Linked DNA regions of Mus musculus: region 1 is linked to region 2. Evidence: chromatin loops called from intact Hi-C (ENCODE). Cell type or tissue: left cerebral cortex. All regions are shown on one strand.

Region 1 (8,000 bases), 140 kb before region 2:
CCAGAAGTGAGTGTGTGATCAGTCCTTCCCAAGTCTTCTTCTTCATGTTTGCACCAGTCAAATTTAAAGACAAGAGCCACGTGTGACAGTACCAGCAGTATAGCACCTGCCTAGCATGCACAAGGGTCTGGATTCCACCCAGCACCGCATCCAAACTAACACACGTTCTCATCCTGAACTTCAGGCTGGGAACCCTCTCCTCCTTGTCAGAAGCTTCAAACTTCAGTTGCACGAGGTTCAGAATACTTTTTAAGAACAAATTTCCTTAGGAATTGGAATCCGGGAGGTCTTGGTTAAGCACTGAGATAATTGAGCACAGGGAAATGGAAGGGATCAGAAACTATCTGTATTTTCTAAAGACTAACCGACATTGGAATTTGAGTTTCCTATGGGCTTAGGGAAAAATTATCAAATAAATCACATCCGAACTTTCTCCTAAGCGTTGGGATTAATAGATTACTCAGCACACAGGTTGAAAGGCAAGATAAATGTGGGAGAATCTAAAAGAGACAGTTCCCCGGCATCCATACTACTGTCTCTCTAGATTTTCACAGGTCAAAATTCAAAGCTTGAACATCTCTGCCTGTCACTGAACATGTCTGTCTCTACATGTGACATGACATTTCTTTAAAGCCTGTTCATGGGCTACAGGTAGGCTCATATTGCCATGCTTATCGCACAGGGAATCTTGACAACAGTGTCTGTCTATTCTGTTGGCCTGCAGATTGCTCACTAAGGGCAAATGAGGGGGGGAAACGTGTTTTCAGTGCCACAGAGAATGAAGAATGCAGTCAGACCTTCTTGGGAACAGGAACAGCGGTGAGCAAATACCCTGGTGTGTATTAGCTTTGAGGACCTTTCAAACTAAAGGTTTGAAAACTAAAGAGTGCAGTGCCCTGGAAGGCCAGAAGGTGGCGTAAGATCCCCAGGACAAGACCTCTGCATGGATGGAAGTGGAATGCTGTCCCATGACGCAGTACCGTTCTGATCGTGATGTCTCTTTGGCCCGTGTTATTTGAACACAGCATGACTAGAAACAAACGCTTAATCTCTCCTGGGTGTTCCGATTGATGACAGAGGCTGAGCGAGATGCCTGGGATCAGAAGAGTTTCCATTTTTTAAGACTGTGGGATATTTGCATTACACACACACACACACACACACACACACACAAAATCGGGAGATACTTTGCAGGAGGAACCTCTCTCTAAACACACAATCACTTCTATGTCACATTTCCTTATGCACATTCTGAAAATAACTTCATGCAATATTCCAAACAAATGTGTACACACACTAAGCTGTGTTTTGTATATACATGTGTGTGCACACGTGGAGACCAGAGACAGGATCCTTTGAGACAGGGCCTCTCACTGATTTCAGCACTCACCAACTGGCTAGGCTGGCTGGCTAGCCATCTCCTGGGACCCACCTGCCTCCATCCCTCCCAGTTCCTGGAACCTACCAATGGTGTGGCCATGCCTGGGGGACTGGAGAGCTGAACTCAGTCCTAGTGCTTCTCTGGCAGGTATTTTATCGACCAAGTGATCACTCCATTCCCTGAACTGTGTCTGAATTACCTGTCATATCGGATCAGACGTAGAAAATTCCATTCCTAGCACTCAAAAGTTTCAGAATTTGAAGCCTGTAGGATTTTTGAGGTTAGGACTGTTATTACAGTGGTCCGCACTATCATCATTGTTATCGCTGTCTCAGAAGTTAGACAGATTCAGACTCTAAGATGCTCAGTATCTTATCCAAAACAGGCAGAGGGAGAACTGAGACTAGAAACTACTCAGTCTCTTTACCTCGCTGCAGACTTCCTGTTCCTGCCGATGCATTATTTGACAATACATCTGTAGACCGAGGGCTCTCAGGTAGTCATTCTGTGGGGAAAGTTCCGAGTGAACCTGGGTAGAGTCCAGCTCCCCGCTGGGCCTGCCTTCTGACTCCCTGACTTACCTAGGGCTGTTAACGCTTTGATAAAACACTACAGCCCAAAGCAACTTGGGAAGAAAAGGCTGTCTTTCACTCATAAAATCCTTATAACCATTCATCATGGAAACCAATCATGGCAGGAACTCAAACAGGGCAGGAGCTGTTGCAGAGGCCATGGAGGGCTGCTGCTCACTGACTTGCTCCTAATGGCTTGTTCAGCCTGCTTTCTTATAAAACCCAGGACCACCAGCCCAGGAGTGATCCCGCTCAGAACTGGCTGGGTCCTCCGGACATGAATCACTAATTAAGAAAATGCCCTACAGGCTGTCTACAGCCCCATCTTATGAGGCTTTTACTCCAGAGTTCTCTCCTATCAGGCGACTGCAGCCCGTGTCAAGTTGGCATACAATTATTCCACACAGTCCCTGTCCACATGTATACCTCAGTCTGCATGTACCAGTTTCTAAACCTGCCTGAGTCTTTGCCACACAAAACTACAGCCATCTTAGATGCTGGGACCAAACCAAAGGATGCCAACCAGCCTGTGGTGACAGGCACCAAACAAGAGGCAAAGGAGGTCCACACAGAGACAAGAGTCAGGCAGAGCTGATGTGGAAGGGGCCTGAACCTTGGCAGATCTAGATTACACTGCCTCCATGGCTTTGGCTCCTCTCAGACCTCTGTGAAATGGTCACAATGCCTTTAACAAGATCAGCAGCTGGAGAGATGGCTCAACAGTTAAGAGCACTGGCTGAGTTCCTGAGTTCAGTTCCCAGCAAGCACATGGTGGTTCATGACCATCTATAAAGGGACCTCATGATCTCTTCTGGCATGCAGGTGTACATGCAGATAGATCACTTGTATACATTAAATAAATAAATAAATGTTTAAAAAAGATTAATAGCAGAACACATCTTAAACATTTCTGTATTGGGGGGGAAAGCTACCGTGATACATATACCATAGCATGCCCGACGAGGTCATTGTGAGAAATTATAAGAGTTGGTTCTCTTTTTCTAGCGTGTGGGCTTCAGGACTTGAACTGAAGTCACCAGGCTTGGTGGCAGTCACCTTTACTGGCTGAGTCAGCTTGCCAGAATTAAATAGATAAAAAATAATACAATATAATTCCTAACTCAGTCACATCGCCACGCATGTATAGGTTTTCTACACTTCTAAAAAGCAAATTATATTTTTGCCTTTATTTAAACAACAGAGAACCTCTATAGTCGTGTTGTATTAAGCTTCATCTAATGATGGCTTTCAACACTTAAATTCCAAGTTTCTCTGTCCCCCAGTCTGGATGTCAAGTGGTTTGAATGATCTGCAAAACACTTGAGCTCTCTGGGGGAGCTTGTATTCAAAGAAACCCTCCTGACAATCCTGCTGTAAATCAAAGAATCCTTTTGTACTGCGACTAATCACCTCTTAATTTATCTGCTTTGTGCATCTGCATTGTGGCGTTCTCACATCTTAAAGCAGACATTCTCGCCAGAGCTGTCTCACATGTGTTCATACGGACACTGTGAAGTGGTCACGGTGGTAAGAAGGCCAGGGTTACATGTCACAATGTACGATCATGGTCCACTGAAACCTGGCCTGCGCAGATGATCTGGGGACATGAGCTGTGTCTGTGATGAACTCATGGAAAATGAAAAATTATCCTGTGATTCTGAAGAGTTATCAGACCTGTTAGCTATTCAGAATTTATTCATTTCTGTGTCATTGAGTCAAGAGTTAACAATCTTATTTGTGTTAGGTTATCTTTACGTGTATAGGTAGACTCAGAAGCATAAGTTCTTTAAAAGCTGATGTTTTTACAGGGTTCATTTCCAGCCTATACTTGCCACTAGGTTTCAAAGCTCTTGCATTTTGCTTCCTGAGCTTGAATTTGCTCCTGGAATTTATTGAGTTCTCTAAGCGTTTTTAAGTAATCAAATCAAATGGAACCCAATTTCAGAGTCTGTCAAGGCATCCAACTGCACGTGTGTCAAAAGGATTTACTGCCAAGCAGGAAGGCAAGATACTTCTAAGTCAAATGTGTTTTCTGGCAAGCGGCAACGGCAAGGCCGGTTCCTTTCAGAGCGTGTCCCTGGAATCGGCTTGTCGGGCAGCCGATGGACATCAGGCAAGCTCGCTGGGGCTGGCTTGCAGAGCACGGCCTGGCACGGGCATTTCTAACCAGTGCAGAGCTGAACTGGCCAGCACTGTGTCACCCGGACAAAGAATACTCAACAACAAAACTACATGTAGGGTGAGTTGTGCAGAATGCCAAGTCAACTAAATATCCATTCCTAATGAATAGCTCAGCCCCAGCCAGAGCTCCGGCGGGAGTCAGCAGTGACACCATCTGCAACCAGCTTGCCACCTTTTACGTTTTCTGGGCTTCGTAAAACTGTTCAGAAATGTGTTCAAGTAGTGTCTCCCAAAAATGGTGATGTCACTGAAAGGAAAGCGAACAGAGTGTGTGGCCAAGTGAAAGAATCAGGGAGAGGAAGCGGGGGAGAGGGAGGGAGGGAGGGAAGGAAACACACAGAGGGGGGGGAGCGAAAGAGGGAGAGAGGGAGGGAAGGAGGGTGGGGAGAAAGGGAGAGAGAGCTGTACTTCAAATTTAATAATCAAAACTGCAATGAACAAAGGCATCTGTGTTGTAAAAGCAAAGGCAGGGATGACTAAAGGTTTTCTATTTGACCTTAGAGAGAAAAACAGCAAGAGGTCTTTTTTTCAAAACCAGAGTAAAAATTGCCAGATAATGGCACAATGACAGATGAGGGGGTGGAATGAAGTGGAGACCAAGGCCAAGTGCAGCCCAGAATCTCTGCTCCAGTGAAATGGCTGAACAAAATTTAAACTCCTGCAGTTTCAAAATACTGGGCTGCAGTTCCTGGTTTTCATGTTCTAACACTGCCCTCTTGTGACCATTGCTAGCATTGCAGGTATGGGAGCCAACAGCTCTCCAGTCTAGGCAATCAACTTTTTATTAGTTAGCAGAAAACACCGGGACCCTGCTCATTCAAAGCTTTGTACTAAGTGCTTTATATACAGCGAGTAGGACCCACTAGCCTCAGTTCATAGCGTATCTAACTGTGCATAGCCATACCCAACCCAGCTGCTGGGTTTGTATCAAATAAAGATAACAGTGAGTGTTACAGGCTTTAGTGACATCATAAAGCACCATTCTCTATTTTGAAACATGAAAGTCAGTCAGTCTTTAGGAATTGATATGATTGGAGATTTCCCTTAGTTTAGGTGTTTCCAGAATTGCTAAAAAAGCATACATGTTTCTAGGATTTAAATATTTGTTATACCATAAATTCTCCTCACCTATAAAATCTGCAGGGAAAAGCAAGGCCTTGTGTACACACACACACACACACACACACACACACACACACACAGAGAGAGAGAGAGAGAGAGAGAGTTGAGTGCTGTTGTCTAATATAGTAGGTATATATGCCTACTTTAAGGTTTACTATCATCATCATAATCACCACCACCATCATCATCACTATTGCTATTATTTGTGTGTATTGTTTTGAGGGTAAGATGTCCCTGGAGATGCAGACAAAGTGTCACTGGGGAACTGGAGAGACTACTCCTAAACAAGATGCCTGTTGCCAAGCAGAAACCTACATGAACATGTCATGTCGGACACCATTAGACATGGATGCTGCCTGTAGGCACACCCCCTTGTTGGCTGGTCAAAGTTCTGTAAGATAGCAAAAAGAAGGGCCAAGGCCAGAAGGCTGTCTGAGAAGCTGGGAGACATGTCTCTGATGTGAGTGCACATTGCAGCGAGCTTGGTGGTGAGGAAAAATAAGCATGGAATAAAAACACGAAGATAGGCGTGAGGGTTTGCAGGTCTCTAAAAGCTCCAGGGCACAAGGAGTTGCGGCTCTGCATTTCCCAGGATGCTGAGGACAAACACGGTTGTTACAAAGTAGCAATGCGGGAACTGGGAACAAGAGCATCAGGTCTTGGGGAAGGTCTCTTGGTGGGAGGTGCTCCTGCTATCCAGAGGCTTACTCTCTCCCAGTCAGGTTGCTCTGGAAGCCTTCAGCTTGGGGGGTCTTAGCTGCCCAGAAATCAAGGCCACATAAGCAGGATGTGGCTCTGGGGTCCATCAGAAGTAGGAAGAATGTAACTGCTTGAGAAATGAGCTATGCAGATCTCAATGGGATTTTGTGTCATTTGGAGACAGAGGTATGTGCGTTTCTGAGTTTGAGGCCAGCCTTGTCTTCTATACAGTAAGTCTCGGGCCAAGCAGGGCTATTGAGTAAGACCTATCTCACCAACTAGTTCTGGCTGCTGACAGTGGGCCGGACCCCTGTGCTGGGGAGGTAAGCCATCCCTAGGCCTGAAGCCCAGTGGGCCCCATCCTCACCACACAGCGAAGGCCTGACACTGGCAGGCCCACTCACTCCCTGAATCATTTTCATACTTCTCTACAATGTGGGATCGGTGGATTTCTTTACTGTGATCTTAGGCATCCCGGTGGGCAGATCCCCTGGATACTAGTGAGACACCTTTGGACACTTCAATAGGCCACCACGCATGTTGACTAACTGATGGAAAAGGAAAGACTCAGGGATGACAGGGGGTCCCAGTGGTCTCTAGCTCTTCAGCTTTGCCACTCCATCATCCTAAGGAGACCATGACTTCTCTGTGGACGAGCATGACGAAGCATACCTGGGCCAACCTATGGGTGGGCTCAAGCCACACACACACACACACACACACACACACACACACACACACACATACACGGTGTTCCTAAGCTCCTGGCACAATGTGAGTGATGGAAAAGGAAATAGCATATAGAATGGTCGGAAGGTAATAGGAGTTTATGAGGCAAATAGAATATTTATATATGCATTCTTAACCTCCTGGTGCCTCATGAAATAGGGTAACTTTTTCAGAAAAAGAAAAAGTATCAAGTCGATAAAACCCAATAAATCTATAGCACAAAAAATACTATGCCTGCCTCTTCAGGGGCACCACCACCCACTCCTTCATCCGAGTCAGGATCCTTTCTTTCTCCCAGCTGCCCACACAACACATCGACATCCCTTCTAACAGTTACGCCTCTACCCTGTAACCTACCGTTGTCCGTTTTCTTCCCTTGTCCATCCCACTTCACCGCTTGGGTGTGCTATGGAATGGAGAACCACGCTGATTTAACCGCACATCGCAAAATCTAAGAGGTGGTCAAGGATGAGTGGGTGGGTGTGTTGGTGAAGGCTTGGGACTATGAGCCTGCATCACAGGCAGAAGACAGGATCGGCTTCTCCCCACAACTGTGATGCCAGCTGGCCTCACTTCTATCCTTCCCTCTCCCCAGCCTTCGGGCACCATTGTTGGCAAGGACATAAGCCCCAGAGTCACAAGGAACTGGCTGCCCCACCTGACCCGCATGAGCACTGGGAAAAAATGAGTCAGCGCTTCCAAGAGATCACAGGTCTTGCGCAGGGCATGGCCACTGCGATGCTTGTAGGATGCTCTGTGCACAGCCGCCTGTAGGAGGCACTCCTACGCCAGAAGCCTTTCTTGCTCTGCTCAGTTCTGGCCCAGAAAGCATCTAATGTCCCCCACACAGGGGTAAAACTGGGGTGCATTTGAGAGCTTGACACTGTATCCTTTCTGACTTGGTGAGAAGACAGACAGAGGGTCCCAGAGAAAGAAAATGGAGACGCAGGCTAGCTAAGGAAGGCTGCTCTCTCCTCTCCTCTCCGGTGACTGGACCCTGAGCACAGCTCTGCGCTATCCTCTCCCAATCTGCTTCAATCTCTTGTAACTGTTTTTTCTTTCTCTTTCTTCACTTCCTACCTCCAACTCTACTCACTCTTTCTCGTGTGTGGGCAACAGGAAGAATTCAAACTTTGAACTACGTCAGATTTAAATTTAAATTTAGTTGATCTGCATCTGGATGGGCCTGGAGGGTTAGAACCGCTGTCATGGAGCCTCATATCCAAGCCTACGAATACACCAGCATATAAGTGCCTACAGATGAAGCCAGTCCCTGTATATAGGCATAAGGATATAGTGCTATGATAGATGTTCTA
Region 2 (8,000 bases):
GCCGCTGTAACGGTGAAAGGCAGGCGTGGTGGACCCACGCTATCAACGAGCAATAGGACATACTCTGTCTTGACTAAAGGAGATTCCACCAGTGTTGAGTAGAAGGCAGTGCCAGTTACACTAAGCCTTTCCCTACTGTTATTTCTACTGTGGAAAATGACTTACTTATACAGCTCTTCAAAATTATCCACCAGTTCTCCAGCACATGTCAATCATTGGCAGTGTATTAGAAAAGGGAAATCTAGGATAACTCTAAGCACACGAACTCTACCTGCTTTGCCCACTAGGCTATCTACAGTGCAAGCCTGCCTCAAGCACTGCTAGGAGATGGTTGAGAGTGCAAGACACCTGGCTACAGTTATTAGTGTGGTGTATGTAGGGGATGCGCATGTGCACAGTGCACGTGTGGAGAACCACAGATAACTCACAGGATGGTTGGTTCTTTCTCTAATTCCACCATTCGTGCTGAGGAAAGATCTCCAACCCTATCCCTAACCCAGGCTTGATGGCCATGCTTTTACCCACTGAGCCAGTGCTGGCAACTAGTTACAATTCGTTGAACCTGTACAGATATTGAGTCTTGATGATGAAACAGACTGCTGTCTAAAGGACACGAGTATATTTCTAAGATCCTTAAGTGGCTCAAATTTTTTTTTAAAGCTGATCCATCTTTTCAGTTTTCAGTCACCCCGAAAATGCACCACGCTGCGGTAGAATTCTGCTTCTATGTCTTCATGTAGAAATCTCAGTGTAAGACACTGACCATTATTAAATGTAAAGGCATCAAAACCAGCCAGCATTTGGAATTACAGTGTGGAATAGTCTTTTATTTTTCGAGACAGGGTTTCTCTGTATAGCCCTGGCTGCCCTGGAACTCATTCTGTAGACCAGGCTAGCCTCAGAAATCCGCCTGCCTCTGCCTCCCATGTGTTGGGATTAAAGGCGTGCGCCACCACTGCCTGGTGAAATATTCTTACAATCCTTTCCTACACTACACTGGCACACTCACTAACTGCCCAGGTTATAAAAATCACTTGCTGTCCATTCCCCAACCATCAACTCTATTTTCATACCTAAACCACATAAAACTATCGCTGGCAGACAAAATGGCTCACCTTAAGAATCTAAAAACCTTCCAGGTGTCTTTAAAAGTAACTCTGGAAAGCGTCCCCTAGAGCTTTGTCACATTGTCTCCATCCATTACCATTACAACAGAGCAAAAAGGTGCTACACCTTAAAAAGAATCTAAAGTAAACTAATTTTAAATTCTTCTTGTCTGAAAACATTTCTTAGCTCTTAAGCAGAGAGGGGGATAATTTTTTTTAATTCCTTGGAGAGGGCAAAGTATTTCACAAGTAAAAATAGTACGTTTATTGACAGTTGTACAAAAGATTCCAAAATATTTCATCATTGCAGTAAAGTGTAATTGAAAGCTAGTAAGTGCAATACACTGAATAAATGCCACTCAGGAGCATGATCTATTATTTCTTACAAAGTCCTCAATTAGAAACAGCAGGTATACGGTGTATATTTTCCAACATTTGGTAGTATTAGCTAAAAACCCTGGGCCAATAGGACCTGAGTTTCAGGCCCCTCACCTCTCAGCTAAGGATCTGGGCTGACCACCCTGGCGCATGCTCAGGCTGCATGTTCCTATCACTGGCACCAAAGTTCTATTTTGTGCCATGTCACATGATTTGGCTTTTGTATTACAGATGTATGTATGTGTAGGACACAGAGTGAAGACTGGATAAAACATGTCAAGAGTGACATGTTTTAACTCACTACATTTTCCAAACCAAACCCCCAAATCCCTCTAGGCAAGTGGCAAAGCATGTTTTCCAAGTACTTCCCCATCACCTAACAGAGGAGGTTATAAATATCCCAGACAGTGGACAGTGATCAGCAGAGACAGCTCAGGCTGGGGCACCAATTCTGTGTGACTCTGGGTCACTGAGAGAGAACCCAGGTGTCATTACCTGCTCCATAGGTTTGTATTCTAACACAAATAACATCAATACTTCAAAGCGTTTGTTGCAGACTTTAAATCAACACATAGCTGCAAATGAATTCTGTAGTTAATATAAGCTGACTTTTCTTTGATTTAAAAAAAAAATCTGGATATTTTAGAAAAATACATGTTCTTAGTCACCACTGGAAACCAAGGTGGCTGAGCCTTTGGTCACCTGACCTCTCGCTGTCACCCTGGTCTTCCCGCTAATGCTTTAGCTTGCACCAGGCTTGAGATTCAGATTATGTCCCCTAATGTGTAGCAACCCGACAAGCTTCCCAATCTAGTCTGTCACTCTGACAACAGCAGTAGTCACGATTCACTCCCAAATATAGTTCCAGCCAGGCCAGCCATGAGCCTCACCTGGTCCCTGGCCTTCAGCCTCTGGATCCCTGGGTGGGACCCAGAGAATCTCACGCTCATCCTCAGATCACCTCAGCAGTCGGTCAGCTCGGCCTGGGCCACTTGGTGCTTCCCAAACAGTTTACTCTCTGCTGCCATTTGGCTTGTTTTGGGACTAACGTTTCTCTTGTAAGCCAGATGTGGTGGCACACCCTTCTCATTCCAGCGCTCAGGACACCGAGGGCTTTGTAAGCTCAAGGCCAGCTGGGGCTACACAGTGAGACTTTGTTTTTAAAGAAAATCCCTTGTGCTGACAGTAAACTCGATAACCACGCTCTGGACTTAGCTCCATGGGGAACCAGTCATTACAATCCACTGCAAAAAAATGATGCCATGATCAATTCATTTCAGCACTCTGACAACCTGTGTGGGTTCTAACGGATCACTGTGTTGTTCTTCGTGGGAGATAAGAAGACCATCTGACTAGGTGTCACCACTCACAGATGATAGAACTCCAAAAGCAGAGAGGCCGCTAGCCAGCTACTCCACGTTCTTCAGATGCTTCTAGCAGAAGTAAGTGAAAACTTGAAAGAAATACTCAGCTTCCTACAGAAACCAGGAACTTCACACCCCATACCATACCAAGGGTAGTTGACCAAAATTATGTGTGTTCAAAACCACGCCCAATTAACCCAACACATCAGAATACAGTTGGCATAACCGATCCTTTAGGAGCTTCAGCAAACACTAATTGTGAAGATCACACGTGAAATATTTGGAACAGTGTGGTTCCAAATACATGTCTTCCAAATTTAGCAGAAACCACATGTGGATGTGCCAGGCGTCCCATGTGCGTTTAAGAGCTTCGGAATGTGGTCATGTCTTTCGGCTCTCGGCTGGGCACACACCAGTCGTCAGCCTCGTGGTTGGCTTTGTAATGCTTCCAGGCGGCTTTATTGTACACAGGGAGTCTCTCGACGGATTCTGTCGACAGAGCCTGGGGTTGAAAAGAAGTCAGACACTTCTGAGAGTTCGTTATCTGAGATAATATACAGTGGCAAACAGCGACCACAAAGTAAACAGGGTTCTGCTGGCATCTCATCAACTAGTTACTAACCACACACCATCTTCAGGGTGGATACATTAGGAAATGCTATTTACTACAACTGGAGCACTGGTAACACACTAGTTGGGTTTGATGCTTCAGGTATCCGCTAGCCAGCCTGGAAAAGTCTACCCAAGCAGAACAGACATCTCTTGAAAAGTGCAAGCCCAGCCAGGAGTCTGCTACTACTACCTTAATATTCATACACAGATTTATTGAGAAGAAAGCCAATCTTTTTCACTATATAGTAATGTATTATTAAAAGCGTTACTATGCAGGAACGGAGATGGCTCGGTGGTTAAGAGCACTTGTTGTTGCACAGGAACTGGGTTCGGTTCCTGGCACACACATGCTGGCTCACCACTACCTATGACTCCGAGCCAGAAAACCTTATGCCCTATTCTGACTTCCACACACACCAGGCAGACATGTAGTACAGAGACTCACATGTAAGCATAACACTTGTACACATAAAATAATCTTCTATAAAAATTAAAAACTGAACACACCAGTATTGGCATCAGTAAACACAGAGCTCGGTCTAAGCATCTCCAGAGGCTTTTCGATGAACAGTGCTTGGTCCTTGTGTTTGGGGCCCAAACACAAGTTTGTTTTCACTGCCCAGCACCCAGGCTGAAGACTGAACACGGGGTCTTTCTTGTAAAGCAAGCACTATATCGCTAAGCAATGCTGTTTTCTCCTCCTGCATTAAGGGCAGTTTCGGTCCCTAACCATGGATTTCTGTTCCCCACACAACCATCCATTCCCTGCTCTACAGCTTCCTGTAAATAATGGGACCCAGCGATAAACTATGCTTTCTGTTACTGTCTTCACAGTAGGAATTGTCAGAACTTTGACAATAGGCCCCTGGTATTCCCCAAGATGATGTTGACAGGATGGAACTAGAAATTCACTCCTGGTGATGCTGAATAAGGTCTGTAATGGGACAGGGCGTGATGACTCCATCATATCGCTTGAGTTCTGGTTTTTCCCAAATAGAAAAACTTACTACCTCCACGCTCTGAGCAGTCTAAATACAGACCAAGATGCTACATTTACTGTTAAAATTATCATGCTCATATAGTCATACTTAAGTTCCTCACAATGACATGTGAGGGGAAATAACATGGCTATAAAGAATTTATTCTTTTCAGGCCAACTTTTTTCACAGCATTTTCAAGCATAGCCTATAAAATAGGCGCCATCTAGTGGCCAGAGCAAGAAACTGGAGGCAGCAAAGGCGTAACCAATTCTTTAATCATTACACTGATTTGTTTGAGTATGCGTGGCTCAGTGGGTAAAGGTGCTTGCCATCAAGCCTAATGATCTGAATCTAATCTCCAAACCCACACGAGGAAAGGGGAGAACTAATTCTGGCAAGTTGTTCTGACCTCATGTACATGTGTGCCCATGACAAACTAACATTTTATTTTAAAAGAGCAGCTTGAGCCCAGCGTGGTGGTGCACGCCTTTAATCCCAGCACTCGGGAGGCAGAGGCAGGCGGATTTCTGAGTTCAAGGCCAGCCTGGTCTACAGGGTGAGTTCCAGGACAGCCAGGGCTACACAGAGAAACCCTGTCTCGAAAAACAAAAATAAATAAATAAACAAAAACAAAACACAAAACAAAACAGCTCGGTGACTGGTCATGTTTCACATGAAAACTAGACTTACTTCTTTTTTACAGTGCTGGAGTGAACCCAGGGTCTTTCTTGTACATTCAGGATTCTCTACTTCTTTCCCACTGCCCTCAACCATCAAAGTCGTTGCATTCCCATATCTCTATATTTATTAATAGCATGGGGTTTACTAAAATCCCATTCCAGTTTTTCATTCTTATCTTTTCTTATCATTAAAAGAAGTTGGGTTAACAGGCTGAAGAGATGGCTTAGTGGCCCAAAGTATTGACTGCTCCTATAGAGAACCCAAGGCCTGGTTCCCAGCACCTACCTACACAGTATCTCACAACTGTCTGTAACTCCAGTTCCAGGGATCTCATACCCACTTCTGGCCTCTGAGGGCTCTTGGATACATACGGTACACATAAACTCACACACATACATATGCAAATTAGAAAACTTTTCAGTACAATTAAATCAAGGATCCTTGGTTATTACCTTAATGTAGATAACCGCATCTGTCCCGTAGCCCTCTAAGGAATACAGCTTTAGGTCTCCCTGGAAGTACTGTGCATAGAGGCGTGATATGGGCAATCCGTAACCAAACCCAGCCTGTTCGACAAGAAAACAGTTCTGTTCAGAGTCCCACACGCTGGAACACTTTTCTAGCTAAGATAATGCCACGGAGAACTGCAAAGCCAACAACCTGTGCAGCGGACGGAGCCCGTAAAATGCAGTCATGCGGAAGGGTTAAGCTGGAGTTTAGCTCAGCCCATCAGCTCAACAATTGTGGACCTAAAGCCTTTTATTCGGTCTATAAAATGATCTGTGGTAGTCTGAAGAAGGCATATTGCTTTTCTTTGCTGTCCTGCTCCAGGGTTCTCCCAATATAGCTTTCAGCAATTTCCTATAAAGCACACAGTTTCATTTAGGAGCAAGACTAGAAAATGTCTTGTTGCAGCTTTACGAACAATAGATAGGAATCTCAGGACTTCACGCCATGGATTTCCAGCCTTTGTTCTGAACCTGGAAATAATCTGTGATAATTCACTTTCTTATTCTCCCTGACAGATCACTTCCCTGCTCCAGAATCTTCAAAGCATTCCAGTACGACACCCCCACCACCACCACCACCCGAGAGATTAAAAAGCCAAGCTTCTAGAAAGAGCTTCCAAGACAAGATCAGGTCTCTGCCGCCTGCTCTCCTGTCTGGTGGAGCCAATCTCCTTCCCTGACTTCCTTCAACATAGGACTTCCGTGTCTTCATCCTGTTTCCAGTGTCTGGTCCTTCTTTACCTGAGTAAATTCTGCAGACACTTGAGGAAAGGTAAAAAGTGGCTCCCATCAGTAAGCCATGCTTTTGTGGTATTGCTCACAGCATGGCATTAGTGTTCATGCCAACAGAAGAGTCACTCACTAAGATCATGCATGGGCTCTGGCTTTTCCCCCCACTGATTATTTTTTATATTGTTATTCGTGTGTGTATGAGTGCAGGTATGTGCTTATCATGTTCTATGCGTGGAGGGGAGGACCACTTCCAGGAGTTGGCTCTGTCCTGCCACCATGGAATCTGGAGATCAAACGATGCTGTCGGTGTTTTCCCACAGAGTCATCACACTTGTACTAATTATTTTATATTCCCGTGTTTCTAGGTGGCTCTTCAAATCAACTACCCAATCTCCAACTTTCTCCATGCCCTAGGGCTGAGCTGCAACCAAACACACTCAGACACTTACAGACTAAATAAATACAAACATACAATTTAAAAAAATATATTAAAAAAAAATAGGCATTGTGGCATTGCCTTTAATCCCAGGGCACTGGAGGCAACAGCAGGTGAACTGAAGAACAATAAAGAGAAAGCAGACTTTCAGTTGTGTCTATCAACGAGGTCTTTCGAAATACAAATGCTTGAGGGAAAACTCATGTCAAGTCAGCGATGACCAATGACTAGTACGATCCATATGCAGTCTTCATATTGAAATAGATTGGTATATATGGCTTGCCACAGGAAAGACCACTGTGATGGCGACACCAAGAGTACCAGAAAAACCTCAAACTATGATCTGTCTTGTGCCTGTTTCAATTAAAAATAAGCCCCAGGGCTCTTTAATTCAGGCAGAAGTATTTGTCTCTAAAGTTTTGAAGTGCTCTCTTACGATCTTGCCTCTTGCCCTCTTGTTCCCACTCTCCCCAGTCCCTTTCCCCCTCTCTCCAAGTGGCCATGGCCAGCCTCTGCTTCTCTGCTCTCTCCTTCTCTCTGCCTTTCTCTGCCTCTACTACCCTCTCAACTCCCCTCCCCATGCCCTGAATAAACTCTATTCTATAATGAAAAAAAAAAAAAAGTTTGGAAGCATTTTCCTTCCTTGTGAGCTCCTGTGAAATCGGCTTAACTGGTTTTGGGGAAGTCACATTCTGATGGTGGTTGGCGGACACCACAGCCTTTCTCTGGCACATACCAGGGGCACAGCACGGGACGTTTCAACACGAGGCCGGGGTGCGGTTGAGTACATGTAGTTGAAGAGTCTGTCGATCTTCCTCAGTGGAACACCGCCTCCCCGGTCACTCATCTAAAGGAAAAAGGACCAAACTGTAACCGGGCCCACACCTTGCAGAATCCTGACTTAACTACTTTGGGGTGAAGGCTGCTTTTGGGAATCCAAGCTGCAAACTTTAACACTGCCCTGAATGGTGTGGCTAACACAGAGTTAATCCTTCCTGGTGGACAATATGATAATCAGGATAAAATAAATAAAAAAAGCAAGGACACTCTACACAACAGTACCACCTCCTACGTCTATCCTAAAAAAACTAAAGCAGGCAAAGTACACATGAGAATATCCATCATGGTTTTAAGAAAAACCAGAGAGTAGCCCACACAGGGACCACATAAAGTGCATTCTAAAACAGAATACTATGTAGCCA

The links. Hi-C counts contacts between places; a loop is a spot of excess contacts. Peaks named below come from ENCODE experiments on the same cell type or tissue, not always from the same donor. Only the 100,000 strongest peaks of a DNase experiment are listed, where the experiment ranks them.
Region 1: it touches region 2 in a loop (4-fold over the local background); 16 of 42 quality-filtered maps call a loop at or near these places.

The regions. Positions count from the first base shown.
Region 1 is chr2:72,035,208-72,043,207 of GRCm38, reverse strand. All of the region lies in intron 3 of Rapgef4 (Rap guanine nucleotide exchange factor (GEF) 4), which reads right to left. Among named protein-coding and RNA genes, the nearest start is that of Gm29940, 16 kb to the left of the region's middle. In left cerebral cortex, CTCF peaks have their summits at 903 (motif pointing right), 4,865 (motif pointing left) and 7,458 (motif pointing right); DNase peaks (open chromatin) are centred at 4,340, 4,841, 7,116, 7,416 and 1 more place; H3K27ac peaks cover 929 bases.
Region 2 is chr2:71,895,334-71,903,333 of GRCm38, reverse strand. Pdk1 (pyruvate dehydrogenase kinase, isoenzyme 1) reads right to left here. Exons shown (of 11, transcript NM_172665.5): 9 at 7,535-7,645; 10 at 5,574-5,687; 11 at 1-3,350. The coding sequence ends at 3,210. Among named protein-coding and RNA genes, the nearest start is that of Pdk1, 26 kb to the right of the region's middle. In left cerebral cortex, a CTCF peak has its summit at 4,672 (motif pointing left); DNase peaks (open chromatin) are centred at 4,678 and 7,806.